3 separate regions of the Mus musculus genome follow, and all the other regions are linked to region 3. The links are chromatin loops, found by intact Hi-C in ENCODE. Cell type or tissue: left cerebral cortex. All regions are shown on one strand. Each heading gives the region's core, and the rest is flanking DNA. Links, peaks and the distances in the headings are about the cores only. Region 1 overlaps Plaat5 (phospholipase A and acyltransferase 5). Region 2 overlaps Lgals12 (lectin, galactose binding, soluble 12). Region 3 overlaps Atl3 (atlastin GTPase 3).

Region 1 (10,567 bases), core at 1,104-9,103, 90 kb after region 3:
CCAAGGACAAACTAGTGAGTAGCGCCTGCTGGGTAAGATTGAACTAGGCTGCAGACCTGATGACTGTTGGCGTATCTTGTGGAAGTTTTTACCCACAAGACCACTCTCCAGACTCATCAAAGTTGAGTGAGTTTGTAGGAGTACAAACCAGTGAAAAATTTAGGAGGTTTGTGCCTGGGCATTAGGTTGGGGCAAGGAGAGGAGGTTTGAGGCGTTTTGCATTTTATTATACTCTATTATGTACCGTCTTCTCTCCTTTTAAGATCAGTGTGTATCACTCACTGATAGAGATTTGAAAAGAATAATGTGCAAATTAGAAAATAATCAGAAAGCTCTGACCAGAGGGGGAAGGGAGAATGAATAATAGAATTTATTTGAGAATAAGTTCATAGTCCAGTGCAAAATGCACACACCTTGTGGAAACCAGCAGCCCATTCCAAGGAATAGAGAAGAGGAAGACACATTTAGAGTTGAATCGAGGAGAATTAAAGTTGCTGTGAATAAATCATCTTTGGCCACAGGTTTAATTATAACAGGGGTGTTTAGGGACCAGCAGGGTATGCCAATCCAAGATGAATGATTGCTGGGCAGGGGTGTCCCCTGAGAAGCAACATTGTGGCAGGACGTGGTGCTCTTTGTGCAAAGTTATGGCTTGTGGGATTCCTCAAAGTAGCTCTTGCCAGCAGTGCATGCCAGCACTCCCTATGGCTGCATTTTTGTCTGAATTTGAGACCAGGGACTCCATTTTGAATGTGACACTTCTCACCTACACACTCAGTTTTAAGCAATTGGAGACAACCAGGGCGAAGCTGTTGAACTGTATGAAGGCGAATGAATGTCTTCATAGAGTCAAGTTTGCAGGTGTGTGTGTCTCTTTCGATGACAAAACTGAAAGGTGTCTTAAAAGCACAGATCTGTTCAGTCACACAGACTTTCCAACAGCCGTGGAACGATGTTTACAATGTGATTGCAAAACCATTTTCTAGAGAGAAGCCGGAAACTAGTTTGGAGCTCACACCCAGCAAGAAGAGGACAGAGCTGATTCCAACATCAAATTCAGAGATCGAAAGCACACAAAAAAACCAAGCAGTTGAGGTGCGTATCCCAGGAATCCATAGGATGAGTGTTTTAGTTTCTTGGTCATTGCTCACTGCATCGTGTTTTACTCTGCGTCTAATAAATATCTGCACCGACATGAGAGATTGGTTATGTGTTTTTTAAAGTAGATTTCCTGAGGCACATTTAGCCCATATTTAAATTCTAGATTTTTAAAATATGCAATTAGACACATTCTGATATTGTTATGTTAGAGCTGAAAAGAGAAAAATGGCAGGTTCCTGGGAAGGAGCTGACATGAGATTACCCTGCTCCCTCAGAAGACCTTTATTAGGAGGAGAGAGAGCTTCACAATGTGGGGGGGGGGGCAGCATCAGGCCTTGGAGCGGGAGAGCTGGAGAGCTGGAGAAAGAGAGTGTCTTAGCAGCCACAGGCCTTGGAGGAAGAGAGTGCTGACCCTTCATATCCTGAGAGCAAAGGCGTTTCTAACTCTTACAGGGTTTGGAAGTGTGTGTGTGTGTGTGTGTGTGTGTGTGTGTGTGTGTGTGTGTGTGTGTGGTGGGGTGGTGGAGGGGGGAGGCATCATATCACATGATCTATCTTGGCCATGTCACTGTACCTAAGGGCATGGTGGCAGGCACAAGGTAGGACCGTGAATTTGTCCTGTAGCTCCAGGGGATGGGGTTGGTGAAGGGCTTCAAGGCCATAGAGCAACCTGTTTCTTATCACCTCTCTGTCTCAGACAAGGGAGCTGCAGGGGCACACGGCCTGGTTTTTGAGTAGGGGGAGGAGAATGAACGTGCATGAGCCAGCAAGAGGGTCTGTGGTCTCACAGATACACGTATTCAAGTGTGAAACCCTTTGCCATCATACACATCCATAAGCATGTTTTTTTTTAATTTTAATTTTTTTGTTTGTTTGTTATTTTTTGAGACAGGGTTTCTCTGTATAGCCCTGGCTGTCCTGGAACTCACTCTGTAGACCAGGCTGGCCTCGAGCTCAGAGATCTGCCTGCCTCTGCCTCCCAAGTGCTTGGATTAAAGGCATGTGTCACCACTGAACATGCCTGCTTGTCGTCTCTTCCCTGTTGCCCCCATGCCTCTATCTCCAGGCAGCGATCAGTCTGCTTTCTGGCAGTTGTAGATTAGTTTGCATTTTGTAGAGATGGTGCATGTATCTAGTTTTAAGACATTTTTTTGCACTGATTGATTGATTGATTGATTGTGTATGGGGATATGGCACATGGGGTGGGGTGGGGGCAGAGGACAGCTTGAAGAAGTTGATCCTTACCTACCATGCGGATTCCAGGATCAAATTAAGATTTGGCTGCAATGTCTTTTACCGGCTGAGCCATGTTTTCTGGTTCTCTAAGCCTTGGCTTTAGTGAGGAGTTCGGGGTCTGCTGGAGACCTCAGCTGTAAGCTACCACTGGCTAGTTTACTATGACCTTGTGATCCTTTCATTTAAATGGTCTCTTTAGCAGAAGAATCCTAATAGCCACACGTTTTCCTTTCTTATTACATAGCAGAAAAGTGTGTGATTGGTCTGTATATCAATTATTTTGGGTTATAGAGATGTCAGTCATCCTAACATTTTTACAGGACCAATGCTTGTGTCTCTAATGCCACAACCAAAGAGAATTTCTGGCTTTCCTTAAAGGCTCTTCCACAGGGTACTGCAAACATTTCTGTCAGTGTTGGGGGTCTGTTCAAATGATACTTCCAAGGAAGAATTTATATAAACACAGAACAGCACTAGTTGGCAATAGTTATGAATATTCATAAGACCTTCATATTGCACAATTCAAACATCCTCAGTGGAGTGCTTGCCAAGTCAGATTTGTTTTTCAGTAAGTATTATGGGGCAGAAAGTCCCTGCTGCCTCTGGAGCTACAGGGAAGCTATTGCTTTGAACACTTAAGATCCCTCTGAAACAATCGCAAAGACTTGTGCTATGGATGATGAGCTCCAAGAATGCTGTGCTGTACTGTGGAAGTGCTTACACGGCACTTTGTTAGTTGCAGGACAAAGAAACGAATGAACTTACCAGATACAGTGGTAGGGTGGATGGGCAAGTGGTTCCAGCCAAGCCGGGGACTTCCAGTTAGAGGCTTCAGATGCTGTCTGACCACAGCCTCAGCACTTGGATGGGTAAAAGCTAGTTCTGAAGGGTCCGTTGTATGGTTCTGATAGCCACAGGGATGATGTTAGGTCAGACAAGGGCTGGCTTTCCAAAGGGACTAAACATATCCCAAGATAATTTGCATTTTAACTCCCTGTAACCATGAAATTTCCTCATCTGCTTTGTAGAATCTTTAGCACAGGTGCGATTCCCTTCCCCCCCATCCCTCTGTTTCTCTTTTGGAGGCTTCCTCTCACACTCCTAAGTAATGGTCTCTCCCTCCCAGCTCCCTGTGGTGACTCTGATGTCTGGTTACATACCAGCTAAAGAGTTAGTATGCTTTATAAATGGACCAAGCACCTTGGGTTTGGTTCTCCTAGAGTTGAAAGTAACACTCTTACTGTGGCCTTGTTCTTGCCACCTGCCCCCTGCCCAAGGCAAGAACAAAACTCTCTCCCCACTTCCTTGCTCCATGCCCACTTGATTTGATTTAGGATGCCTTTAGAGTCTGGCGTTTAACTTGGGTGAGGGCCTAGAGCCGAGTTGTCAGCCTATGCCAAAGAAATAAGCAGTGGGTGCCTGGAGGGCTTTGAAATAACAGTGTATGTCAGACAGGGTGGAGTCAGACAGAGTCAGGGTAAAGGACTCAGAAACTGAACACTGGAGTGTTGGTCGGGGTTGGAGGCCACTTTGGAGGGTAGATATAAGTTCCCACTTTCCCCAAAAATTTGGAGAATGAGAGAACTTAAGGAGAGGGACCTTGAATTTAGGGTGAATAACTCCACTTTACTAAACTGTCTAGTGACAAACTCCCCCAAACTCAGTAAACTTATTTGTTTAATGAGCATAGGGGTTGTGTCTGCATGTATATATGTACACTCCCTCCTCCTCCTCCTCCTCCTCCTCCTCCTCCTCCTCCTCCTCCTCCTCCTCCTCCTCCTCCTCCTTTCCCTCCTCCTCCTCCTTAGCTCTGAGGGAAGGGACTTAATGGAGTCATTGAAATCCATGTTAAATTTTACAATAGGAATCTGCTTTCCGGAGGTGAAGCCTGGATTTGGCTGCCCTCTAGTGGCCACTTACTTGCCACTGTATTTCCTCTTCAGGCAGAAAAGGAGAGCTGGTACTGCCGGGAACTAGGTAGTTCTGGGGGGCTTGTTAGTAAGGAACCTTGTAAAGCTCTTTGTATCCCTCAGCTCTGGTCCCTTCAGCGAAGCACTGTGGTGTAGACTGTGTGCCTTGTGCCTAGAAAAAGGTATTCCTCCAGTGAGCGGCGTTTGCGAAACAGACGTGTAGGTCTCAACATACTCTCTTCCACCAAAGATAAAAGCTTGGAGGACTGCCCAGATAGCACATTAAAGTGTCTGAGAATCTGATCTAAAGCGTGCAAAACATTGTGGGATATTGCCTTTTAATTTTAAAATTTTAATTGATTTTATGTGTATGGTTCTTTTATCTGCTTATATGTATGTGTACCATGCATGTGCCTGACACTCAAGGAGGTCAGAAGAGGGCATTAGATCCCCTAGAACTGGAGTTATGGAGAGTTATGAGTCTCTGTGTGGGTGCTGGAAATTGAACCTGGGTCTTCTGTAAGAACCAAGTGCTCTTAACCTCTGAGCCATTTCTCCCTTTGTTCAACCCTGTGAACAAAGTATTTTTTTAACATTTTATTTTATTTATGTATATGATTTCTTTTCTGTATTTATGTCTATGTATCAAGTGTGTGCCTGGTGCCCTCGTAAGTGCTTTAGACCCAGAGATGCCAGAAGAGGGTCCTGGAGTTATAGACAGTTGTGGGCTCTACTATGTGGATGCTGTGAACAGAACCCGTGTCCTTTGAAAGAGCAGTAAGTGCTCTTAACTGCTAAGCCATCTCTCTAGCTTCCACACTTAGTAATATTAAAGTTCAAGATGGACTCTGGATTGCAGGCTCTCTGGAAGAGCGGTGGAAGTCCGTTGTGCTTTAAAGTGCCCTGTGTGTATGGGACTTACTAGAGGGTCTGTTGACCATGGCATCAGAGGGATTTGTTTGGAGCACAGTGTGGATGGTTCTATTCCCAGCGATGCTTCTGAAGGCAGTGGTTATTTCAGCGGCACAGAAGCATGGCCCAAGGTTGCAATACTGACTGGGCTAGGCAATAGCCCAACTAGCCGGCCAGGGGTGTATACTGAGAGATAGCTAAAGGGGGCCTTGAGAAGGCCACACATTTCAGCTGCACTGGATGGCGTGTGCAAGGCTGGCACACACACCCAGGAGGTTCCCAGGGACCCTGGTGCATCTCTTACTGCTGGGTGAATGGTAGGGCTTTTGAGTACAGAGATGCGTTGTCACATTCAGAGTTGAGAGTCAGCAGGCTGATCACTAGCACTAACACCCCGATATTGTGACAGGGTGGGGGTATTCTGGCGACGAGGGTTCAGATTGGCTTTCTTTTTGTCAAGTGATGGGTCACAGAGAGGGGCTCTACATATAGGCTGAGCTGTGGCTCTGGTGTTGTCGGGCATGTGCATGCAGTTTATCTGCCTCTTTCTTTCTTCCCATCACAGGGCAATCCAAGACCCAGACCTGGAGACCTGATTGAGATTTTTCGAATTGGCTATGAACATTGGGCCATCTATGTGGAAGATGACTGCGTGGTCCACCTGGCTCCCCCAAGTAAGAGTGGATGGATATGCTACTGGGATAGTGGTTAGAAATTAGCAGTGTAAATGGAAGGATGACCAACCACTGCTATCCTCAGCCACCATCCTTTAGCAAGAAAACATTCCTGGACTTTTATTTGTTTATTAGCAAGTACCAAGTGTCCAGTGTTTTAAGAATGACAGGAGTTTAGAGTGTTCCTAAAATCCTTTTCAACCTCTGGGTCTGATGCCGATCATTTAGCATCTTTCATCACCTGAAAACACAAAGGACCATTGCTCACATCACCTGGTTCATGTTGTTCCCAAGTTATGCTTTCCAATTCCTTACCATCTTTGTCACTTTCCTGCCCAAAGTGAAAGCCGTTGTCTTCCAGATATTCCAGTGTGCTCTAGGCCACCTTATCCTAAGTCACTAGTTCTCAACCTTCCTAATGCTGTGACCCTTTCATACAGTTCCTCATGTTGTAGTGACCCCCCAACCATAAAATTATTTTTGTTGCTACTTCATAATTTTGCTACTGTTGTGATGGTCTTAGGTAACCCCTGTAAAATGGTCATTTGAACCCCCAAAGGGGTCATGACCCACAGTTTAAGAAACACTGTCCTAAGTGTTCTCCTGGTCTTTATTTCATTTCCTATGGTTTCAGCTGGACTTGGGGCTTATTAAAGAGAAGTGGAGATTTGCTGAGGGATCAGATGGTGAAAGTAGAGGGAGCTTATAGAGGGATGTGAAACAATTTACAATTGAATGTGGTCTAGCATCACTGTTCCTAATGGCCATCTCAGGAGGCTGGACCCGAGGGTAGGGTGGGGAGGTGGGGGAGGGGGAAGTGATCTGGTGCCTTTTGAAGTTTGTGTCCTGGGCAGTTCTTGGCTGGCTCAAGAATGGAATCACAGAAAGGCACAGCCAAGGTCTTTGATTTGCTGCTTTGATTCTTGCGTGTTTTCTCTTGGGCTCCATCTTCCAACACATGCTTATAGTATATAGCTTGATTTAATTCCACATTTTTTCTTTTTTATAGCCTTGTGTCTATAGGCTGCTGCTGCTCTGCTTCCATTAACATCCAGAAAATTAAAGTTAACAGCACTATTTAGTCTATCCCTGGGGGTGGGGTTCTTTATTCTTCCTTTTTGTTTAATAAGCATTTCTTTTAATGTGTGATTAAATTAACTTTTTGTCCTGTACAATTGTGTGGTATACCATAATGTGATATATGTTATAGTATGCAAAGAACTGCTTTGTCTTACTGGAGACATGTGCAGAGACATTGACAGTATTGATTTGCACAGGTACCTGTATAGTAGCCGTTACTGACAATAACTGTGAAATTACAGAGTCAGCTTTTTCAGAACTCAAAGCAACTGTCCATCAAACCCTGAGTATGTATCAATGGTATGGTATACAAACTCAAGTTTTCTAAAGTCCGCAAAATGAAACACATCTATATGCCAGATTTCACTTCTTTCGATACTCCTATGATTACTTCTGGCTGGTAATGGAGTTTGGTTATATACAAAGAGCAAGTAGGACACTGTCTTATAATTTCCTTGACTTGTTGCTAGGTGATGGAAACACTTTTTAAGCTTTTACTATAAACACGATACTTTTTATGAAATTTTGAGGCTTCTAACACATTTCCTATAAATACTTGGTCAATTTCTTAATTTCCTTGTGCTAATGGATCTGACAAGCCTGAGTGAGATGAAATATGGATGATATATCATGGTTAGTTTCTGACTGCCTGTTGCAATTGCATAAATAACAAAGTTAATTTTGAATTATCAGGAAATTCAGCAGTTTCTATACGCAAAAGAACTCTACATATTGAGAGTAATTATATTAAGAGATCAAGGAAAATCTAGTAATACCATAAAGATTGTACACATCTCTGATTTTGGAATTGAAGTGTATGGGTTTATTTTTATTAATTTTTAGCGATAAACATTTTTGTATATTTTATATATTTCATAAATATTTGCATAAAATATAAATATAAATAATACAATCAACATAATATAACATGTAACATATAAAATACAAAAATATAGTATATATAATATATGTAATATATAAAATATAGGACATAATACGTAATACAATGTATATTATGTATTAAATATAATATAAATATTATATTGCTATGCATTAATATATACCACACATTAATACATAATAATATTATAATATTAATACTATATATTATGTTATATATTTTATATAATATATGTACTATATACCACTATATATTATATAATATATAACATATTAAAATATAATAGAGAATTGTATATATTATATATACACATATTTACATTATACATACACATATATACACATATGATATACATATATGTATATAATATATGATATTATATATCTATATATGTGATTATATAATATGTAATATATAATATGTAATATAATAGATTATATAACTTATGATGTAACATATAACATATAAGATATAACATATAGCATATAACATATATAATATATATGTATAAGTAATATATTTTATATAGTGTAATATATTTAATACAGTTAATACATTTAATATATTTTATATTTTCATTGCTTTTTTTAAATTAAAATATTATTAGGTATTTTCCTCATTTACATTTCCAGTGCTATCCTAAAAGTCCCCCATATCCTCCCCCACCACTCTCCTACCCACCCACTCCCACTTCTTGGCCCTGGCGTTCCCCTTTACGGAGGCATATAAAGTTTGCATGACCAATGGTCCTTTCTTTCCACCGATGGCCGACTAGGCCATCTTTTGATACATATGCAGCTAGAGACACGAGCTCCGGGGGTACTGGTTATTTCATATTGTTGTTCCACCTATAGGGCTGCAGATCCCTTTAGCTCCTTGGGTACTTTCTCTAGCTCCTCCATTGGAGGCCCTGTGATCCATCCAATAGCTGACTGTGAGCATCCACTTCTGTGTTTGCTAGGCCCCGGCATAGTCTCACAAGAGACAACTATATCAGGGTCCTTTCAGCAAAATCTTGCTAGTTGTATGCATTGGTGTCAGCATTTGGAGGCTGATTATGGGATGGATCCCTGGATATGGCAGTCTCTAGATGGTCCATCCTTTTGTCTCAGCTCCAAACTTTGTCTCTGTAACTCCTTCCATGGTTGTTTTGTTCCCAATTCTAACACGGAGCAAAGTGTCCACACTTTGGTCTTCGTTCTTCTTCAGTTTCATGTGTTTCACAAATTGTATCTTATATCTTGGGTATTCTAAGTTTCTGGGCTAATATCCACTTATCAGTGAGTACATATCATTTGAGTTCTTTTGTGATTTGGTTACCTCACTCAGGATGATGCCCTCCAGGTCCATCCATTTGCCTAGGAATTTCATAAATTCATTCTTTTTAATAGCTGAGTAGTACTCCATTGTGTAAATGTACCACATTATTGGTATCCGTTCCTCTGTTGAGGGGCATCTGGGTTCTTCATTACCTTTTAATAATACAAATTAAAAAAATAACTTTGCTTATTTTGTCTGACTTATAGCATGCCATTCACTATTATTTGCATCAGTAGAGAATGTAGATGCTTCAGGAACTGGCATTCCTTTTACAATAAATACATGGGAGAATCCAATCAGTTCTTTTTATAAACTGAAGACACTTGTTTTTAGGATATTTGCCTCTAATTCCTCCCAAATAGTTGCTACACACTTTTTTTGCTAACCTTCATTGATGACCTATAATGACATAATTTTAGCATTAATAAAAAGTACTATGATTTCTGCTGGGTCTGTTCCCAACAATTGATGTAGTCTTATTTTTCCTTTATGATTAAATCAGAATGTTTTCTAAGTAATTCTTTATCATTTTTTTTTTTACTTTGTGTGCTATGAAAATCCATTCCATAAAACCGTCTCCCCTTTCATTATGAGCCCTGTAGGAGAATGAGTTGATGGCAAAATAACCAAACTACCATCAAGTTTAGGATCTACGTGATCTACAAAGTCATCTTGCAGTCTCTCTCTGTTCTCCCAGAGTTAACTCTCTGCTTCATTTGTTAACCATTTTGGAGTGTTTAAGTCTGAATCTCCTTGTAATGTTTGACACAAATTACTTAACTCTTGATTAGTTAACCTAATGGTAGGGCATAGCCAATTAATATCTTCCATTAATTTTTGAGAATCAGAGTTCACAACTGATCTCTTCTGATCTGTACCTTGTGTAGCTGATTTTTTTTTTTTTTGTCGATTTATTTTATAACCCCATAGCTAATAGAACCTCCTCTCCATGGGTTTTCAGGAGCAATCTGTAAGCACCAGCATGACAGAATTCTCTGAGTTTCCTTAAATATTTTCCTCTAAAGTATATGTGTCAGAATCAACCAACAAAATATCATCCATGTGACAGTAGATATGGATTGAAGAAATTGTTTTCAAATTATTTTTACTGGTTGCTGCACAAAATATTGACATAGAATTGGGTTATTTTAAATTCCACGTGGAAGAACTTCCCATTGATATCTTTTAACAGGCTGAGTATTATTATAAGTAGGTACTGTGAAAGCCAATCTTTACCTGTCCTGCTCACAAGGGGATAGTAAAAAGGCAGTCTTTCCAATCCATTACTCTCATAGGCTATCCCTTAGGTAATAAAGGAGGGAGAGGAACTCCAGGCTGGAATGGACTTGTAACTGGACTTTTGGCTACTTTAAGGGTTCCTTTGTTACACCCTTCTCCATCCCTATTCCACCCTTCCAACCCCCAATACTAGA
Region 2 (10,567 bases), core at 634-8,633, 67 kb after region 3:
TCGATAATCCCTCACACACAAGCCCAGAGACTTGTTTCCATGGTGATGCTATATTCCATCCATCAAATCCCCCAAACAAGACTAACCACCATATCAACCATAACACCGCTATTTATAAAATAAAATGTTTCAATCCAAGTTATTTTTATTTATTTGTTTTTGTGGTTGCAGGAACAAACCCAGGGTAAGTACATTCAAGGCCAGTGCTCTACCGCTGAGCTACATCCCTGGCCCAGCCTGTTTTTCTTTCATGCCTCAAATACTTATGTCAGCAGAAGGTACCAGGAGAGAGGAGAAAGAAGCAAACCTGCCTCTCACATGGCCAGACTACCTCCTGCCTCTCAGACCTGCTCACTCAGGGCCTGTAGTGGGAAGTGGGAAGACAGCCAGCCCCTGGGACTGCAGAACTGAACTTGACCTCTGTAATTTGAGCGACCACAGTCAGAGCTCTTGAGCTTCTGCAGGGTCATAACGACAGTTGTTGACACTTGTGAGTGAGTCCAGCTTAGCTGCTCTGCAGGTAGCAGTGGAAGTCCATTTCAGAGTGACTTCTGACACATGCAGAGGACCCATAATTAAGTGATCACCATTGGGGCACAGGACCGAGTGTGGCACTATGTTCTGGATGCAGAATGAAGACACAATCCCCAGTCTTTTTTTTTTTTTTTAAAGATTTATTTATTATATCTAAGTACACTGTGACTGTCTTCAGACACACCAGAAGAGGGCATCAGGTCTCATTACAGGTGGTTGTGAACCACCATGTGGTTGCTGGGATTTGAACTCAGGACCTTTGGAAGAACAGTCAGTGCTCTTAACCTCTGAGCCATCTCACCAGCCCCCCACCCCCCAGTCTTTTTGCAATGCTTTTGAATGCTTTGCAAAAGGTTTGCTCAAGGCAGGATTCTAGTGCTCACATGGTAGCACCATGCAACTTGGAATCCAACCCAGAGGCTGGCCTCTGTTAGAATCCAGACCAGACTGCTGCTTGGGCTGTGGGAAACCAGCACTGTGCCCTTTGCCCCAGTCTTACAGGCCCTGGCAGGCACCCTTCTCAGGATACTGTCTGAAAATCTAATAGGCTGTCTATGGCATGAATAATTCCTCAAATAAACTTTGTATTCCCAACAGTCCATCTCAGTGTGCCCCTTGAGCCTCAAAGAGGAGTCTCATTCAAGTGAATCAGTAAGGACACAGTCCACCGCCCCCCCACCCCCCGCCTATTTGCTCTACCAGGGGTGGAAAGGTTCTCTAATATTTTAGTCAATCCCCATGGGTAGTCTTCATTTCACTGGGAGAGGTCATTTCTAGGCTCCAATTATGCAGATTATCAAGACCTTAATTTTTCCTAGGAAAATCTATCTCTAGCATTCAGTGTGCTAATTAGAAAAATGTCTGTGACCAGAGGTAAAGATTTGCTTTCTAGTCTCTACCTCTGTTAGCACAATGGCAGCTGTCTGCCCCTCTCATGCCCTACCCTCACCCCTATGTGTGTGTTGTGTGTGTGTGTGTGTATGTGTGTGTATGTGTGTGTAATCTTCCTCTGAAGGCACCTGGGAAGTTCTCAGGGGACCATCTAAATTGCTGCACATTTGTGCATCAGGCAGCAGGGGTACATAGTGCCTGAGATGTCCCAAGGAAAGAGGCCAGCTGGGGCTGACCAAAGAACAAAGTAAACAGGGAGGTGAAAATTGTTCTGTGCGTACAGAATTATAAAATTATTTGTTTTAGCTGCTCAATTACATAAATCAAAATCCCTCTCTCTATTCTTTCCTCTTTTGTTGGCGTATGAGCAATTTCCACCATCGCAAGCAACAGTGGTAAACACCGCTTGCTCACCGTTGCACACCACACGTGTATTTTGATTTTGGCACTCCCCCCTTTTTTTTTAATCTCATCTAATTGAAGCTCCTTTGCAATTAAAGAAAAGGACTAACCTATTATTTATATGTATGTTTGCGTGTGCCTGTGACAGAGTTTATATGCATCACCTGTGTGCAGGTGCCTGCTGAGGTTAGAGGTCATCAGATTCCCTGGAATTGGAGTTAAAGATGGTTGTGGGTGCTGGGAAACAAATCTAGGTCCTCTGAACGAGTATTGCATGATTTTAACTGTGAGCCATCTCTTCAGCCCATCCTTTGCAATTAAGAAAGAAACTCACAATTCAGCAACTAGTACTAGGCCAACAAAACATTATCAGACTTTTCTATGCTCTGAAAAGTTACACAGCTAGGATGTGAAATTGTGTCTCTCTGCTCTAGACTGCACGTTGCCTTGAGTTGAACTTTAGTGAATCCTTTATCAGTCTCTTTCATTTAGTGACCCAGCACAATGCTGGGCATGTCTTTGGGATTACAGAAGCATTATCAAGACAGAATTTGTGTTTGACTTGAGGTGGTATGGGAATGGCAGAGATGCCTTCCCCTCACTCATGTGCGTCACCTGAGGTCAGGAGAGTAGGAGAGCTGGCCCCACTCCTTGCCCTTGGCTGCAGTGCTAAGGAGAGTGGGCCCTGCATTCACCTGGGCAGCATAGTGGGCTGGCTCTGATGGCAAGGGCAAGGGTGAGCTGGCCCCCAGGGCATGAGAGTGGGAGAGCTGCCCCTGCCCCTTGTCAGCTGCAGCATTGGATTGGATGAGCTAGCTGGGACTGTGCAGGTAAGTTCGCCTGGTGGTGTGGGTGCAGGAGAGTGGGTGGCTGCCTAACTCAGCTTCTACTCAGGCCAGATCTAAGTCTCTGAGTTGGCTTACCCCAACATCTACCCCCTACCCCCGTGAACTGCTGGAGTGTATGAAAAGGCTTGTTCTGCAGATCCAAAGCTGGAAGATCTCTATGACACAGGGCAACCACAGGATATCTGAGAAGAGTCCCCATGAAGATCCAGTATTGATTGTGTAGCAGAAGCTAGAAGCCTTGAATCAGACCAATGACTCATTGCAATAAACATTTGCAAATAAAGATGTGTGGCCAAAAGGGTCTACTGTGGGACACATTATGATACACTGCATCTTTCATGGCAAGATGTTTTACTTTTTTATATTTTTGTTTTCTTTTGGGGGGTTACAAAGTGGCAGGTGGATATGAAGTAATGGGGAGATGAGTGGGATTGCGATGCATGATGTGAAATTCATAATCAATGAAAGGATTTTTAAAAAGAGATAGAGTCTAAAGTCCCTCCTAAGGTGAACCCATATTTTATTTCCAGCCCCAGTACAGCTGTTGGGGGACTGAGCTGCTCCTCGAAGAGCCTGCTTGTCCTTGGAACCAGGACTTAGAAGTTGATAGAAGAATCATCTCAGAGTTTAGATTGCTAAAGTCACACTGCATTTTTACTTCCTAAAGCTTTATTTGTATATTATGTACATGTGCATGCATCTGACATGGTTATGTCCACATTTGTGCATTTGTTCATGGAGGCCAGAGACATTGGATCCTCTGGAGCTAGAGTTATAGGTGCTTGTGAGCTGACTAATGTGCTGAGACTGAGCTAGAACCCTCTGCAAGAGCAGGAGCCTCTTGACCACCGACCTATCTTTTCAGCTCTAGATTGCATTTTTATTGATATTTTATTACTTTTTAAAAGATAGGCCTCCCCCCCCCCCCCCCCCCCCGTGTGTAGCCATGGTTGTGCTAGAACTCACTATGTAGACCTGGCTGGTCCCAAGTACCTCTGCCATACCAGACACAGGGGTGAGTCTGACCCTGCAAAGAACAGTCCAGCAGCAAAAACAAACCTTTCCATAGCAAGTGCAGTTTTCTGTGAATGCCTTCTAAAGATAAACTCTGGAGTTAGGTATGCCCAAAGGCACTTATAGAAGGAGCTGTGTGCGTTTGCTGTAGATGCTATCATGGAACATTTCTCTGGAAGGCAAAGCAGTACTGCCCTCTGCTGTTCTTTTGTGCCAAGTTTTGAGCATTTCACTTTCAGCCTCCTCCATAGCCTGTTAGGATACATCTGGAAGATCAGTAAGGCAGGATACATCTGGAAGATCAGTAAGGCGTGCTCCCCATGTGTCTGATGATTTCCTAAGTGGAAAAGACCTGACCTGAATGTAGGCATTACTGTCTGATTGGCTGAAAGCTACAGAGAAAAAAAAAAAAAAAGGAAGAGAGTGAGCTTGTGTGGGTACACCCCACTCTTACTCCAGGGTTTCTTGGCTGTCATGGTGTGAACAGTTGTCCCATGTGCTCTCTATCATGATGTTTGTAAAACTCTAAAACCGTGAGCAACATACATTCCTCTCTCCTTAAATTGTTTAACTTGTCACAGCGATGCTGGTGATGCACAGCTTTAATCCCAGCACTTTGGAAGCAGGGGCAGGCAGATCTCTGTGAGTTTGAGGCCAGCCTCTCTACAGAGTGAGTTCCAGAACAGCCAGGAAACAGACTACTACAGAAACAGACAGGCTACACAGAAAAACTCTGTCTTCAAAGACAAACAAACAAAACTTATGGTAACTTGTCAAAGCCATGAAAAGTCTAACCTATGCATGATTTGGTGGCTTTATTGAGAATATCACCCATAGTTCCGATGTTTGAGTGCTTGGTCCCCTGAGGGTGGTATGTGTTTGGGGGGCTTAGGAGTTGTGACATTGTTGGAGGAAGTGTGTCACTGGGGAACAGCTTTGAGAGTATAAAGGCTCCTGCCATTTGAGTTTGCTCTTCCAGCTTTCCCTTTGCACAGTTCAAGGTGTGAGCTCTCTTTTGCCTTCTATTTCCTTGCTGTGAGACTCACCTCTGGAACTATAAACCTAGATAAACCTTGCCTTGTCTAAGCTGCCTTGGTCACAGTATTTATCACAATAATGGAAAAACCACTAACATATGAGTAAGTAGAATGACAAGCCAATTTAATTTATGAACATAAGATACATAATATCAGTGGATAAAATGTACACTGTATTTTTATTAAGATTAATCAACACCAAATAAATTTTATTCCCTAAATTTAGTATAGTATACTAAGATATATATTAGAGATTCTCAATATAGTTTATTTCATTAGAAGGTTAACTAAGTAACCTCAACCACCAACCTGCCATCTCTTCTTTGACATAGATTCTTCCTAGAGTTCCGGGCTTTGGTGTCTAGGGGATGCCTCTCAGCCACCTCTTTTTCTGACCTCTAGTTTCCCTGGATTACAATAAAGACATATATTTGCAGTAAAAACTTTCCCCTTGGAAATTTGAGGGTTTTTTTTTCCTTTATGAAAGGTACATGATCAATCTTGGTAAATGGACAAGGGAAGAAAACGGCTCTTTGCTTAGAGTATAATGTTAGAACACAGCAAATCCTTCATCAGTATCTTCTACAGTGTGTACCCGGGCACAGCTCTGGGCAGGTAGATGGGATTACAGAAACATTCCCAGGAGACAGAGTCTTAAGTCACTTTAGATTTAAAGTGAGCCCAGACTTCATTTCCAGGAATAGTTCAAATCAAACACTCTACAGCTTCCTTTTTCCTGGTCTACCTGCTCTGCTAGATACAGTCATGTATCATTTCATGACAAGGACAAATTCTGGGAAATGCATTGTTTGACCATTTGGCCATTGTATAGATATTGCAGGGTATGCTGTAGAAACATAGACTGAATAATCCCTGGCCCACCCAGACTATATTATAGATTAATTTTATGAGAGATTATTGTTGTTTACATGGTTGGGTGACCAAAAGGTCCCATAATCAGTGTGTTTTCCTAGGATGTGGCTGGTTCCCTTTGGCCAAAACCATGAAAGCAGCTGTGATATTTTGTTCACTTTGGGCAAAGGCTTCACAAACTAGTGAGTGACTGTAGATAAAACAAGTGTAGATGAAAAGGTGAGTGTAGATGGTGTGTGTTGATCACAGATTTGGGGCTCATCTTGTTCACACTCTATTTGCCTTCTCAGTGGCTGGGCCTGGATTGGAATGAAGACCAAGACAGAATTTGAATGTGGAAGATAGATGCAGAGACACATTGACCTGGGCCCTTATTTTCAGAATTGATAGATTAAAATGCAATGTGTGTGTGTGTGTGTGTGTGTGTGTGTGTGTGTGTGTGTGTGTGTGTGCGCGCGCCCTTTGAGATGTGAGCTCGGCCTGACAAAGTGATGCCAGGTCAGTTTCTCCCTTGAGAATAGGAGAATGGGCTGTAACTGTGGAGCCCTGGTTGCAGCCGCCCCTCCTCTTCTCTGGCGGGGGTGCCCTTGGAGCCCTTCTTAGCAGTGGACACAGTAGAGGTGGACATTTCCACTGATCCTGAGCTCCCGCAGCTGCTCCAGGGCTTTCTGGTCCAGGCTGGTGGCCCCCAGCCCCTGCCCATTGAGTGCCAACTTCAGCCCTCCCTCTTGGCACAGAAGCAGTACCTGGTAAGAATAGCTTGAATGGGTGGTGGGCTTCCAGACAGACCTTTCCTGGTGCACTACCACAGGGTTCTTGCTTCACTGAGGGGACACAACTATCAGAAACAGGCGGGTCTAGGAGTTAAAGCTCACCATCTGCAACGATGTTTTCCACTGGGAAATGTTCTCAACCATACTGGAGTCATAAAGAGAGCTTGAGACTGGGTCTCATGTAGCTCAGGATGGCCTCAAGCTTCCTATATAGCTGAGACTGGGCTTGAACAACTCCTGATCCTTCTGCCTCTACTTTCCAAGGGCCAGATTATAGGTGTACATAGGAGTGGTGTATATCACTCTTGGCCTTTGGAAGCTTAGGGGAGCATTTAGTGACAATGCCTCACCTGAACTCATTATGCCTGTGTTTCTGGGCACAGGCTCTCTGGCATTAGCATAAGGACTGAAGGACTGAACATTCTTTCTACAGAGCTGGCTCTGGCTTCCTGGCCCCAGGGTATTGGCCTGCTCACTCTTCCCAGAATCCAGCCCATAGTTCTCCCAGATCATTAAGGAAATGGGCTCAAGGAGAGCTGTGACTTCTTGGCTCAGACCTACCTCGAAGAATCGCTGGGGGTGAAAGAGGAAGGGGGCGGAGATCAGCTTCTTTCGTCCCCAGGAGGAGACCCAGGCCAGTGTTCTGTCTGTGAAGGAAGCCCTGAGTGTCACAGGAACATGGGTGGTCCCATCCTTCAGGCTCAGGGTAAAACTACAAGAAACAGGCAGAGAGGTGGATCAATCCCCTGTCACCTTCAGGCCATTGTATCTCTGAAGGGGAAGGGTTGAGGCAGGAGAGCCACTGAAGACTGAATAACTTCTAAGAGTTAAGTTTGTTTGGCAGGCTCTGAGCAGAACACTTGGACATAGAACAGTATAGAGTATATAGATAGTATATAGACAGTATATAGACAGCACGTGAATATCATACTTGAGTCCCTAACTGGAAGACTATGCAGGTAGAATAATTTCCTACCCCAAGCCTCAGTTTATTCCCCTGAAAGTGGGTATGGCTGTGACCATAGCCTCAGTTAACATTTATTGTTATGTATCAGATTGTGGCTTTTGCAAAGAGCCAGTGGTAAGGGTCAGGCTGCAGGGGCTTATGCTCTGTTGCTTTCTAGTCCCGTGGCCTTGGGCAAGTCACTGAATCTCTGTGTGCTTCCTCAACTGTAACTTAGGGAGGATGAGTGCTGTTCTCATCTCATGGGCTGCTAGAATGAAATGAAAGAACAGGTCAAGTGTGCGTGTGAAACCGCGAATGGGTATGAAAGGGATACTCTGCTTAGACAGTACTATTACAGAACACAACATCTATGTCTTTTTAATTACCTGTCTGAGTGTGTGTATGTGTGTGCGAGTGTGTAGTTGTATGAGTGTGTATATGAATGTATGTGCACGAGTGTGCATGTGTCAGTGCAAGTGTGTGTGAGTGTGCGTTTGTGAGAGTGTGAGCATGTGTGTGTGTGTGTATTTGTGTTTGTGTGAGTGTATGTGAACGTATGGGTGTGTGAGTATGAGTTATGTTGGTGTGTATGTATGTGAATGTGTGTGTGCATGAGTGTGTGAGAGTGTGAGCATGTGTGTGCCAGTGTGCTTGTGTGTGAATGTGTGAGTATGAGTGTGTTTGTGTGTGTATGTGAATGTGAGTGTGCATGAGTGTGTGTGTGAGTGTATGTGTGTGTGTGCATTTGTGAGTGTGAGAGAGTGTGTGTGTGTATCAGAAACTAGAGAAGAGTGTCTGATGTCCTCTACTATTTCTTTCTGCTATTATTCTGAAATTCACTGAGCTTGGAGCTTGAGCTCCTCAGTGAGTGAGGCCAGAGGCCACCAAGCCCCAGCTCCTCCCATCTTTGTCTCCAGGGGTGCTGGGGCTTGAGTGTACCTGAATACCTGGCTTGTTACATGGGTGCTGGGAGCTCAACTCCAGCCTTCATATTTGTATTAGGAGTGATTTTAAATGCTGGACCACCTCTTCAGCCCCAGAGTTTTGATGGGCATTTAGAGAGAACTCCTCGTCAAGTGTAGGGCTCTATTGGATAGGGTCAGGGTGACATTAGGGAACACTGGAGCGTCTAAACAGATCTAAGCTGCAGGTCTTGGCTTGAGTGACCACCGGAGAGAAGCCAGAGTCTGGTGCCCACGCACTTCCTTTCTAGGCAGCTTGGCTGTTTACTGAACGTAGCATTGCGATAGAGGAGGAGGCCAGATCACCTCTTTGGGTCTCAGCTGCAAAGGCTCTTTTCTAGGACTTGTGATGGGAAGCTAGTTTAACTGACAGGGAAGCAGCACCCACAAAAGGGGCTGCTGTGCCTCACCCCAACCCTATTCATAAACTCTGCAACCTGGGCTAACTTACTTCCCTTTGCTCTGCTGCAAGAGGGAGGTAAATGGTGGTGTTGGCCCCCCCCCCCCTCTCTCTCTCTCTCTCTCCTAGTTAAATACTTACTCTTTCGGCTCTTTCAAGACCAGTCCTCGAACTACAATGACTTGCCCAGGCCAGAGACCCCGAGGAAGAGCACGTGAGCAGGGCACCTCCTGACAGAAATGGAAGAGGACTGAGATGGTGACCACTGGGATGTCAGGGTCCCTCACCAGCAGGATGCACCCAGGGACCCAGGAACACCAGGGTAGGTGAGTGTCTCTATAGGCTGCATGCTGGAGACTCAGCCATGCCCCTGTATTAAGCACCCGCTGTAGGCCTGCTGAGAACTTCCTCAGGCCCCTCCAGGCTGTGCACAGTCTCTTAGGCCTTGTTCCGTCAGTGTGCTCTGAATTGTATGTAGCAGGTATATAGTGGTTTATCATTCTGGCACCTGTGAGCAACTGGAGGTCTGGGGCTGGATGGTTTCCCTAGCCTGATGCCTGGTACTGGGCCAGTCATGGAGTGTATTAAATGCCCATTTGCAGAGCAAATGAAGAGGGTGAGATGAAACTGGAGTTCAGCCAGGAGCTGTTTCGCCCTCCCACTGCTGCAGTTTTCCACAAAGAAGGGAAATGGAATTTCCCTTCACCTTCAGGAGAGGCCTGGAGTGAGGGTCACTTACCAGCCTGGGGCTATACAGCAGGAAGGGCTGAAGGAGAGAAAGAGGCAGGGACACTGTTAGTATTTGCTTGGGCAAAGGGAAGGTCTCCCTACTTTGCCTGCATTTGGGGGACACAAGGAGTTTGTGCCTCTCCCAGCAGTAGGTGAGTGATTGGGTTCCCAGGGGGGGATCCTTTGAGTCCTGAGATATCCCCGTCTCTGAGTAGTGGGGAGGAGCTGTCTTCCTACTCCTTCAGCAAGGTTGTGGGTCTCATCTTCCCTTTTTGTCCTATGGCATCAACCATAGCCATCCTGCAGGGTTGATCTGAGGACCTAAAACTCAGTAGAAATTATTTCCCGATGGGAATCATGGGCCCTTCCAGGGAGTCAGTTACCTCCATCCATTTTCCCAAGTATGCCTTGGAGATAGGAGGGGAAAGGCAAAACCAGGCTCCCCATGTGGCTTAAGGGAGCCACAGCATATTCCTGGCAACTGCAGCCGTGAGGGAAGGGGTCAGCTGAGCCTTGTGCAATCATATGCGGGGAGGAGAGAGGGCCAGCTGGCTTCTAAGTGTGGTTGTCCAGCCTTGCTCCCCCAAGAGGTTCAGATATTTGGGCTAAGGAGCCATCAAGCTTGATGACTGAGTTCCCTCCCTGGACTCACACAGTGGGAAGGAACCCCTGCCGATTGTCCTCTGACCTCCACACATGCATGCTCCCCCACTGTGCACGCACAGACACATTATCATTTACACACAATAAATAAATAAATAAATAAATAAATAAATAAAAAATAAAAAATCAATGAAAGAAACTCACATATCCAACTGGATACTCTCTGCTACCCTCCACAAATGGCTGTTGAGAAAGAAAAGGGGTGGAGGTGGGGGAAGAGCTGGAGAGATGTTTCAGTGGCTGCTCCTCTAAAGGACCCAGGTTTGGTTCTCAGCACTCAGTGTCAGTGAATTGGATGCTTTCTTCTGGCTTCCATGGGCACCAGACATGTACATGGTACACATATATGCATGCAGGCAAAACCACTCATACATATAACATAAAAAAGTAAAATAAAGCCAGGCACTGGTGGTGCACACCTTTAATCCCAGCACTTGGGAGGCAGAGGCAGGAGGATTTCTGACTTCGGGGCCAGCCTGGTCTACAGAGTGAGTT
Region 3 (10,567 bases), core at 954-8,953:
GTGCCTTGAAACAAACTGAATTTGAAAGCTGTAACCTTTACTGTCTGTTTGACACTTGTGTGATGTGTTAAGTGATTGGCAGCTTTCCTAAAGGGGATACTGTGAGATCTTGTTACTCAGTGATTGAGATATTCAAGAGCAAGACCTGGGTTTGGTAGAGATACCTGCTTGGGTAAACAGTGGAGGTAGAACCTGTTACCTAAAAACTGGGAGAAAATTTTTTAGAGTTAAGTAGGGAGAAAAAGTTAAGGAAGTTAAGTGCACTCCTGTGCACGTGTGTGCACGTGTGTGTGTGTGTGTGTGTGTGTGTGCACGTGTGTGTGTGTGTAACGATATAGATTCCTTTTTCCTTTTTCCTTTTTTTTTTTTTTTGAGAGGTAGGATCTCTAGCCCAGGCTGGCCTCAAACTCACTTGGTAGCCGAGGGTAACTTTGAACTTCTCTTCCTGCCTCTACTTCCTGACTGCTGGGATCAAGGTATTCATCCGCATCCGTGTGCCTGACTAGTAATGTTCTCTCAGGGTTATGACACTTCATTTTAGCTGTATTTTTTACCAAATCTAAACTGTTGGATTTTTGATTGTTTTGAGTTAAGGCCTTGCTATTTAGCATTGCTTAACTGGGAGTTGATATGTAGACCAGGCTGGCTTTGAACTTGGAGCAGTTCTCCTGTTTTCACTTTCTAAATGCTGGGACTATGGACGTATTCCACCACCCCCAGCTTCGATATTTTTCAATAGGTGAGCTTAGGGGGATAGGTCAGTGACTTTTCATGTCGTGCCCTCGTTTCCTGGGGAGCTCAGGTTACCGGGTATAAGTATAGAAAAATGTCAGTATTTCCCATCTTCACGCATTTTGATATTTCAAAGCCTTCTATTTTGAAACTCAGTTCATTTTAGCATTTTTATTTAGAAAGTAGGCAGTTTTTAAAGGTTGTGTGACTGTGACCTGAAGTTGTATGTTACTGGGACTCATGTTGTTTGCATTTCTGTGGTTGTCTTTAGTGAGTCACTACAAGCTGGGCAGCTTAAGACAGTAGAGATTTATTCCTTTACAGTTCAGGAGACCAGAAGTTTGAAGTAGTGGCTGGTTTCCTTCAGGGGCTCTGACGAGAGCCTATCCCGTGCCTCTCTCCTGACCCTGGGAGGTGATGGCAATCCTTGGCATTCATTGGCAGTTTCTGTGTTGTCACATGGCTGTCCTCTCTCACTCTTCTTCCTACCAGCCCATCATTCTGAATTTAAGACCTCTTCAGCTATTATAAATCCTCCTGTTTAGTGAATCAAATTTTTGGAGCACCTTCCAAGTAAGGTCATATGATGTATGTTTTGGGAGGCAGCACAGTTTTGCTGATGGTTTATTAACTAAATGTTAAGTTAAATACTTGTTTATATTTATAAGACAGGGAGGAAATTTAAGGTAAGCAATTTCCAGTCTCATGACTAGGAATCATTTGCTTCCTTCATTCAAGATAGAACAATATACATATATATATTTTAATTGATTATTTTGTAGTCTTAGCTGGCCTCTGGAATTCACTATGTAGATCAGGCTGGCTGTGAACTCAGAGATGCCGACCTCTGTTTCTGGAATGGCAGGATTGAAGGTATATACCACCATGGCCGAGATAGAACTGTAAGATACAGTTACAGGGTTTAAGTCATGCTTTTTTAAATATGAAAAGGCAAGTCCAGAAGGACTAGGGATATGCGGCTCAATTACAGAGGCTTCCCTAGCATATATGAATATGTAAGTGTGGTCTTCAGCATTGAGCAAAAAACAAAAAGCAACCAGACACCAAACTCAAGTTCAAACCCAGACTTAGACCCTAATCTCCAAATTCCAAAACCCAAATTATTGAAAATATGTAAACCATTATAACAGTCAGAAAAGCACAAATATATTAGTATGTTATCGGTTTATTGTTTTTTTTTTGTTTGTTTGTTTTGTTTTGGCGTTGGCTTTTGGTTTTTGGTTTTTGGTTTTTCAAAACAACATTTCCCTGTGTAACCCTGGGTGTCCTGGAACTCAATTCTGTAGACCAGGCTGGTGTCAAACTCACAGAGACCCACATACCAAGGCCTGGGTTTGGTAGTCGAGGTCAGAAGACAGGTTTGTGGAGGTGAGTCTCTTCTACACTTTAGTGGGATCCAGGTCAGTAGACTTGCATAGCCAAACCTCTTTTACCCACTGAGGCATATTATACCTACTTCTTTTTGGAGCCAGTGTCTTGCTGTGTATGGCCTATAACTCATTATAATAGCCCATACTGACCTTGAACTCAGTCCTTCTGCCTCAGTCTCTCAAGTGCTGGATTTTCAGCATGCACCTTCATGCATGGCTTTATTGAGTTTCAGTGAAGAATAAATTCTAAGTTGAAAAAAGTAGATGATTTGTAAATACTTAGCTAGGACTAGCTTATGAGTCACACAGGTTTTTAAAAGTTTTGGAGATGGGTTCTTGATGCACAGAATTCAAGCTGGCCTCTATCTTTTTAGATAGCCTGGGATGGCCTCATCCTCCCAAGTCCTAGTATTGTAGGTATGTGTCACCGTATCTGGCACCACATGTGATTGACTTTATTGTGATACACTTGTAAGTGGAACTGTTGTGGGGATAGCTCAGCAGGTAAAGGTTCCTGCTGCCAGGCCTGACGATTGAAATTCAATCTCTGGTCAAACATGAGCTTAGTTTTGGTGTCATAGAAGCTGAGCTGTTGTTTCTTGCAGATAGAGGATCACTTGGTTTTTGAGACTGTTTCCTCAGAAGCAGGATGCTGTGTCATCAGCATAAAGAAAACTTTTCGCTGGAGCAGGGAGATTGCTAAAGCAGCTATTTAAGTGTTTCCTTTACCAAACACCAGGGCTTAGTCTTTTATATTGTGAGAAACTGGGCTTGACTGTTAAGAGACAGTTCTTTTATGATTTAAAAGCTGTTATTTTGGAATAGCCTTAGTAGAGACATGAGTAGTCTGAGATCTGTAAGTCTTAGCATCTGCATTCTGCTTGGTCCCTGTGTTTTTTAAATAGTCCTTCAAGGTGATGAAAGTTGAAACCATAAAAACGTTTAAAAATAGATGATATATTCTCATGCTTTAAAAGAGGACCAGAAGTTAGGTGGTATGGACGCAGCGGCTCACACCTTTAATTCCAGTACTCGGGAGGCAGAGACAGGCAGATCTCTGTGAGTTAGAGGGCAGCCTGGTCTACAAAGCAAGTTCCAGGACAGCCAGAGCTGCACAGAGAAACTGTTGTTTCAAAAAACCAATGGCTCAGTGAATAAAGGCAGCTGCTACCTAGCCTAATGACCAGAGGTCAGTTCCTTAGACTCACATCGTAGAAATAGAGTGACTACCACAAATTGATCTCTCACTTCCACACATACTCTGTGTCACATATACACACAAATGCACACATGCATACACGCACAACTGCACAAATTTTTAAAATTTCCCAAAGGATTAAAAGGTATTCAATGAAATTCTATTTTCTGTAAGGTCCTATAGTTTAATATACATAAGCATACTGTAGAACAGTATAGTGTATCAACCGCTTTATATACTTTCTTCAGTATAAAAGAATCAGTATAAAAGGATTTAAGATACAGTTTTTTAGATTTTATGTTATTTTATTTTTTATTTTATGTGTATGGGTATTTTGTTTGCACATATGTCTATGCATTGTCTGAGTGTAGTGCCTGCAGAGACAGAAGAGGGGTTAGAGCCTCTGGAGCTAGAGTTGCAGACCATTGTGAGTTACCATGTAGGTTCTGAGAATCGAACTCCTCTCTTTTGGAAGAGCAGCTAGTGCTCTTAACTGCTGAGCCATCTCCAACCTCAAGTATGAGATTAATAATTTGTCCTACCTTTTTATTTCTTAAAATTTAGCTGGGCGTGGTGGTGCATGCCTTTAATCCCAGCACTCGGGAGGCAGAGGCAGGCGGATTTCTGAGTTCGAGGCCAACCTGGTCTACAAAGTGAGTTCCAGGACAGCCAGGACTACACAGAGAAACCCTGTCTCAAAAAAAAAAACCAAAAAAAAAAAAAAATCCAAAACTTGTATAAATCATACTTCTGGCAATTCAGTTCTCCTGCATCGTCATAGTTGGGTTTGTCTGTCCATACTTTGAGGAAAGGGCACCTCTACTTGATGAGTCCCCTGATTCTGCCTGAGAACCTGGTGCAAACTGCAAAGAGTGCATCGTTTTCCTGACATAATGCTCTTTTTATCTTGAGGTGGCCTGGGAGCCACTGAGAAGATACTTAGAAGCAAATAGCAGAAGGTACAAATGCTTCTATTTCTTCAAGTATTATTATCATTTTTTTTTGAGACAGAATTAATGCACTGCAGATGAGCTCCTGGGATTATGGGTGTGAGTCACAGTGTCAGCAAGAGCTTTCTCTTTTAAGACAAAATCTTAGCAAAAATGAGGCAAACGAATGAATAGTGGCTTCCTGTTTATTCTAAGGGATAGTGTATGGGTGCAGCGAAGGCATGGGGCAAGTGAAGAGGTTGTTTTGTTTTTGAATACATTCTTTAATTCTTTAAAAAGTGATACTAACTTGGGAGGCAAAAGCAAGAGGATTGTAAATTTGAAACCAGCCCTGGGTAAATAGTCAGGATTCTGTCCATAAATGCAAGCCAAACCAAACCATGTAATATCTTAAAAAGCAAGGGAATAAACCAGATATCCCAGAATTGAAAACAAGATAAGGGCATTCTGTATATTCTTCTGAACTGGAAAGGACTTAAATGTGACGGGAAGGAAGGTCACAATGTAAGTGCATCAGGACGGCAGTCTATCAGCAGCCGGACCTCAGCCAGAAGATAGCAAGCATAATCTTAACCCTCTTTCTGTAAGATGGTTGTGTGCTCATTTTGGCTCCTTGTGTCTTTCTTTTTATAGATATTGCTAGTGAATTCAAAGAGCAGTTACAGGCTCTAATACCATATGTACTAAATCCATCTAAATTAATGGAGAAGGAGATCAATGGTTCAAAAGTCACCTGCCGGGGATTGTTGGAATATTTTAAGGTAAATATGAATTTTAGTTCTAATTTGCTTTTTGTAAAATTGACTTAATATTCTGGGGGAGATGGTCAGAGGCATTTTATGACCTTAGTGTTCTTACAGAAGCAGGCCACTGGGTGGCAGTATGGGCATAAGAACCAAATGACGTTCTTCGCACTCTCTTAGAGTAGTCATTACTGTGTCTTCAAGGAAGATGGTGTGGACAGGAGGTGGTTAAGAGGTGGCTGTGAGTAGGAGACGCACATAGATGGGATGCAGCTCTCTCCAGGTGGATGGTCTCTATCCACAGGTCATGGTGAGGCCATTGTGCATGGGGCCTGAGTGGAGTCCTGGCCTTGGTAGGCTGTGCTGCTTGAGAATATTTATATTATAGATAACTAAAAATGCTAACATGCACGCAGAGGTGTGTTGTGCTTCTGCTAATTCTTGGTTGTTGATCTAGGATTTTAGGAAAATGCATTTGTGTGGTCCCACTATTTTAAAATATGAGCAAAATATTTTAGTTATATTTTTGTAATAGTTTCTATGTTTATATTTTAAGGCATATATTAAAATTTACCAAGGAGAAGATCTGCCTCACCCGAAGTCCATGCTTCAGGTAATAAAGTCTTTGGTGTTCTAAGTGACATCTTCATTTGCTGGGATTGACCCAAATATAACAGCTGAGACCTGAAGGAGAGCGAGGCCACTCTTCTCACCTTGACTCTTAAGAGCACATTTACAGCAAGTGTATGTGCCCTCTGCCTTGTCTGTGTTCTCGATGGAGCAGTCAATACAGCTGGGGCTGTTCTCCTTGCATAGCATACTGGGAAACATTGCTTTGCTGGATACAGCTGAAAAGGATTCTCTGGTCATTTGCTTAAAACTGTTTTTCACTTTCATATGCTGAATGTATGGGTATTTCTTGCTAAATACTGATTTCTTTAGTAGCAAAATATTTTCACAAAATCCTTGGACCTTGTGACTTGTAGCATAATGAACAATTTCCTTCTTCTCCTCCTCTTCTTCCTTTTCTTCCTTTCCTCTTCCACCTTCTACCTGCTTCCTCTTCCTTCTACCTTCCTCTTCTTCCTCCTCTTCCTTCCATCCATCCATCCTTCTCCTTCTCCTCCTTTTTGAGGCACTGGGACTGAGCCCAAGGTGCCTTACACTGTATAGGTTACGTATGAGCCTCATCTCCAGCCCAAGTAGGCACCTGTTAGGTTTAAAATTGAAGTAAAGGAAATTATATTTTCTTGAGCTTTAGAGGTTTGGTTTATGCTAAAGATTCTTAAGTGTCAGAATAGATGTTTTGGCACAAAAGTGGGTGAAAGTATGTATTTTATGAGTTGAATTATATGGAAATATAAAGAATAACAGAAGGCTAACAAGGAAAAATGGGAATAGGAAGAGAGATATTTTTGCTTTGTTTCTTGGAAAATGTTACAAAAAGTATTTTACTCTTTTTTTAAAGGCCACTGCTGAAGCCAATAATTTGGCAGCTGCAGCCTCTGCCAAAGATATTTATTACAACAACATGGAAGAGGTATGTGGGTAACACCGTGTTCTGAAGTGTCATTTTCCCAGCATGGCTGCTGACTTCAAAGGCCCAAATTTGATCCTCCTCAATGTATCCTTTTTGTTTGTTTGTTTGACACAGGGTCTTATGTAATAGGCTGGCCTGAGAATCACTGTGTTAGTGGAAGGTGTCTGATTGTACTGCCTAGACCTCACTAATGCTGTGGGCACAGGAATGTGCTTTAAAAGTCTGTTTTCACTTATTAATCCTTGTGTATGTATGCCATAGACATGGGTGCTCTTGGGCCAGAAGAGGGCATGGGATCCTCTGAAGCTGAAGTTCCAGGTGGTTGTGAATGGCCTAATGTGTGTGTTAGAAATGCAACCTGCTTGTCTAGAAAAGCTGGAAGCCCTCCTTTAATTCATGAGCTGTCGCATCTTAAGATGATGAGTTAGAAAGCTGTCTTTCAGGTCACCCTAGTAATTGGGATGCTCCTAATTATTACTTTTTAAGTTTAATCTTTCTTTTCTTTTGAAACAGAGTCTTTCTATGTAATTTGGATCTTCTAGTTATTTTTATTTTTGTCAGGCAGAGTTGTGATATGTAGTCCAAGTTGGCCTCAGATTCATAGCAATTCTTTTGCCTCAGTCTCTTAAGTCCTAGACAAATGTGTGCTGCCATATCTCTTCTGTTAAGATTTATTATTTATTTATGTGTATATCTCTGGAGTGGGTACCTGAATACACAGTCAGACATTAGATCTTCTGGAGCCCTAGTCACAGGAGGTTTTGAGCTTTATGATGTGGGTGCTGGGAACTGAACTCTGGTCCTGCAAGAGCAGCAAGTGTTCTTAACTACTAAGCCATCTCTCCAGCCTCCTAGTGTCTGGTTCTTAACCATTTCTAACCAAGCTTTTAATTAATCTTTATATTTTTATACAAAGACTTGCTTTGTGGCTGTGGTTGGCCTGAAATATGTTATGTTGACCAATTTCACATTAAGCTTGTATGGATCTCTTGCCTCTGCTTTCTAAGGGCTGGGATTATAGGCATATACTAATATGTCTGGCTTTGGTCTGGGATATTTGTCTTTTCTGACTTCCCGTTTAAGCAGAATCTCACGTAGCTTAGGTGGGCCTCAAACATTTCATGTAGCTGAGGATGACTTTGAATTTTCTGATCCTTCTGTAACTACTTGTGGAAGGTTGGGATTACAGATATGTACCACCATACTGATTTGTATGATATTGGGATTAAACCAAGGGCTCTGTGCATACTAGGCAAGTACTCTAACATATAGGTTATATCTTAGTCTCTCTTGAATATTTTCTGAAGTTAATTTCTAAGCTTTTTTTCTAAACTCTTAAGAGCATTCAAATCTTTACTGTGACTTTTTACTTACTTTATTTGGCATGTACAAGAATATTCAGCATGTGTTTTTGTTATTTTTAGATTTGTGGGGGAGAGAAACCTTATTTGTCTCCAGATATTTTAGAAGAGAAGCACCTAGAATTCAAACAACTTGCTCTGGACCACTTTAAGAAGATCAAAAAGATGGGTGGGAAGGATTTCAGCTTCCGTTACCAGCAGGAACTGGAGGAGGAAATCAAAGAACTGTATGAGAACTTCTGCAAGCACAACGGCAGCAAGAATGTCTTCAGCACCTTCCGAACCCCTGCAGTTCTGTTCACAGGCATAGCAGCATTGTACATAGCCTCGGGCTTCACGGGCTTCATTGGGCTTGAGGTTGTGGCCCAGCTGTTCAACTGTATGGTTGGACTGCTCTTAATAGCACTCCTTACCTGGGGGTACATCAGATATTCCGGGCAGTATCGTGAGCTGGGTGGAGCCATTGACTCCGGTGCAGCATATGTGTTAGAGCAGGTGAGTAGAGCTGGCTGAGGCTGAGGCTGAGGCTGAGGCTGAGGCTGAGGCTGAGGCTGTGGTGATGTGCTTCTGAAGTAAGATTTGAAAGAATTTCATAGTGAGAAAGGAGGGTGAGCCCACTTTGTGATGGGCTTTACATTTTATTCTTTTTTAGAATATTGATATTTAATCCTGATGTCTTGTTTTAATGCCTAAAAGTGGCCCTTTAATGCAAAAAGGGGTCTTTAATCTACTGTTTCTCTTGGGTCAGTTTTATTTTTAATGTGTACCAGTGCTTTGTCTGCATATGTCTGTGCACAATTTGTACAGAGTGCCCAGAGATGCAAGAAGAGGTGGGTCCCTGGAGCTGTAGTTGCAGATGATTGTGAGCATGGGCAGCTCTAATTATGTGCTCTTCAGATCCAGTTCCTGTATGATTCTTCCATCCTCTGATGAATTTGTTTCATTGATAAAATAGGGACTTAACACTGTTGCATTTTAAATCTTTTTGGGATAGAAAATGTATGGCATTGCCTTCATTTAGTCATTACATTTTTATGTGTATATTTTTAAATTAGTTTTTTGGTTAACATACATAATAATGGGTTTGTTTATGGCATTTTCATACATACCTTCATTTATATCTTCAAAAAGGAAATGTTTTTTGAGATTGTCATGATCTCTAGGGTTTTTTTATTCTTAATGTTTATTTAAATTTGTTATTATTGTGTGTGTTGGGTTGTATATGATATGTGAATGTAGATGTGTGGGACCCAGATCGCACGATATGGAGGCCAGAGGACAACTCCGTAGAGTCAGTTTTCTCTGCTCACCTTTAGGTGGGTTCTGGAGATTGGACTTACATCATTAGGGTTGCAGTGATTACCCAGTGAGCCATCTTGTTAGCTGATTTTGTTTGTTTGAGACGGAGTCTCCTATCGACCAGGCTGGTTTCAGACTTCATGTATAGGAGAGGATGAACCTGAACTCTGGAACTCTTGATTCTGCTGCCTCTCAATGGCTTCTAAGTGCTGCAAATGCTGTGGTATAGGCTCACAGTATCTGCTACACCAGGATGGGCTCCAGTGTTCATATTTTATTTTTTGAGACAGGGTCTTTGTGCAGTCTAGGCTGGCTTGGTACTCACTGTGTAATACAATCATAATCTTTCTACCTTAGCTTCCCGAATGCTGAGATTGTAGGTCTGTACCACTACAACTGGTCACTTTGTATGTTTTTAGGACGAGTTTTTTTCTTTTTCTGTGACGTAAGTAGATTAGTTAGGTCCACAGTATGAACAGGGGAGACTCAACCTCCTCAGCAGGGGAAGAGAGGCTCCGTTGACACTTAGGAGTCAGCTGCCATCATGGTTTCCTCTCACCACGGTCGTCTCAGTCCGTCTGCCTTTTCAGCATGCTGCTGATGAGGAAAGATTATTGGAAGTTACCCCCCAGGACTTAGCTATTTCGTGCCGTATTGTAATTTATTAACTAACATATTGACTAAATGGACTTTTGCAGGCTTCTTCGCATATTGGTAATTCTACTCAGGCTGCAGTAAGGGATGCCGTTGTTGGGAGACCACCTGCTGATAAAAAATCTCAATAGCATCTTAATGGGAAGATCCAACAAGAGCCCAGTCAGCTTCTGGATTTCTGCCAATGCCATCACGGGTCCAATTCCAGAGGAATGGCAGATCTGAGACCATTCTGGAAGATCTGAGACAGGGCACTGTAATAAATGAACTGACTTCTGCTCTGGTTTCCAACTCCACTTGGCTTGGAAGCAGTTCTTTTTCTTGCTGTTACAGACTCAAGGCTACTCTTTTCTCTGTTCTCTGCTTTTTGCACTTTAAGGGGTGGGGGTGGGGCTAAAAGGAAAACAGAAATGCAGCTTTTGAGTCTTTGATGTGCCACATAGTGCCTTTTCAGACCAGTGCATCCCTCTGCAGCCATGGAGGCTAAGGAACGGAGGGCAACCTCATGAAATGTGGTTTTGGATCAATGTGGTTTTAGTTCTTTTGTACCTTTGAAGATTTGTCTTTTTAAAAGTTTACACCACTTGAAAAAGGCTCAGAAAGAAAGGCCCACTGAAATGATGCTTTATTATCCTTCAAAAGTTTTCTCCCAGTACTGGTGATTGAACCTGTTGCCTGAGTATGCTAAGCAGTTGCTCT

What was found. Hi-C counts contacts between places; a loop is a spot of excess contacts. Peaks named below come from ENCODE experiments on the same cell type or tissue, not always from the same donor. Only the 100,000 strongest peaks of a DNase experiment are listed, where the experiment ranks them.
Region 1: a loop joins it to region 3, with 8 times the contacts of the local background. A loop is called at or near these places in 25 of 42 quality-filtered maps.
Region 2: it touches region 3 in a loop (7-fold over the local background); 37 of 42 quality-filtered maps call a loop at or near these places.

Annotation. Positions count from the first base shown.
Region 1 is chr19:7,613,549-7,624,115 of GRCm38, forward strand. Plaat5 (phospholipase A and acyltransferase 5) reads left to right here. Exons shown (of 6, transcript NM_025731.3): 3 at 987-1,095; 4 at 5,725-5,833. Among named protein-coding and RNA genes, the nearest start is that of Plaat5, 6.3 kb to the left of the region's middle. In left cerebral cortex, for the core only: a CTCF peak has its summit at 4,267 (motif pointing left); a DNase peak (open chromatin) is centred at 4,249.
Region 2 is chr19:7,591,827-7,602,393 of GRCm38, forward strand. It overlaps Lgals12 (lectin, galactose binding, soluble 12), which reads right to left. Exons shown (of 10, transcript NM_001356574.2): 6 at 10,217-10,255; 7 at 9,420-9,446; 8 at 8,822-8,910; 9 at 6,934-7,084; 10 at 4,830-6,345. The coding sequence ends at 6,199. Among named protein-coding and RNA genes, the nearest start is that of Lgals12, 10 kb to the right of the region's middle. In left cerebral cortex, for the core only: a CTCF peak has its summit at 3,890 (motif pointing left); a DNase peak (open chromatin) is centred at 3,881.
Region 3 is chr19:7,524,038-7,534,604 of GRCm38, forward strand. It overlaps Atl3 (atlastin GTPase 3), which reads left to right. Exons shown (of 13, transcript NM_146091.4): 9 at 4,905-5,032; 10 at 5,571-5,627; 11 at 6,483-6,554; 12 at 7,979-8,410; 13 at 9,913-10,567. The coding sequence ends at 9,999. Among named protein-coding and RNA genes, the nearest start is that of Plaat3, 28 kb to the right of the region's middle. In left cerebral cortex, for the core only: a CTCF peak has its summit at 5,128 (motif pointing right); DNase peaks (open chromatin) are centred at 5,167, 7,789 and 8,094; H3K27ac peaks cover 2,388 bases.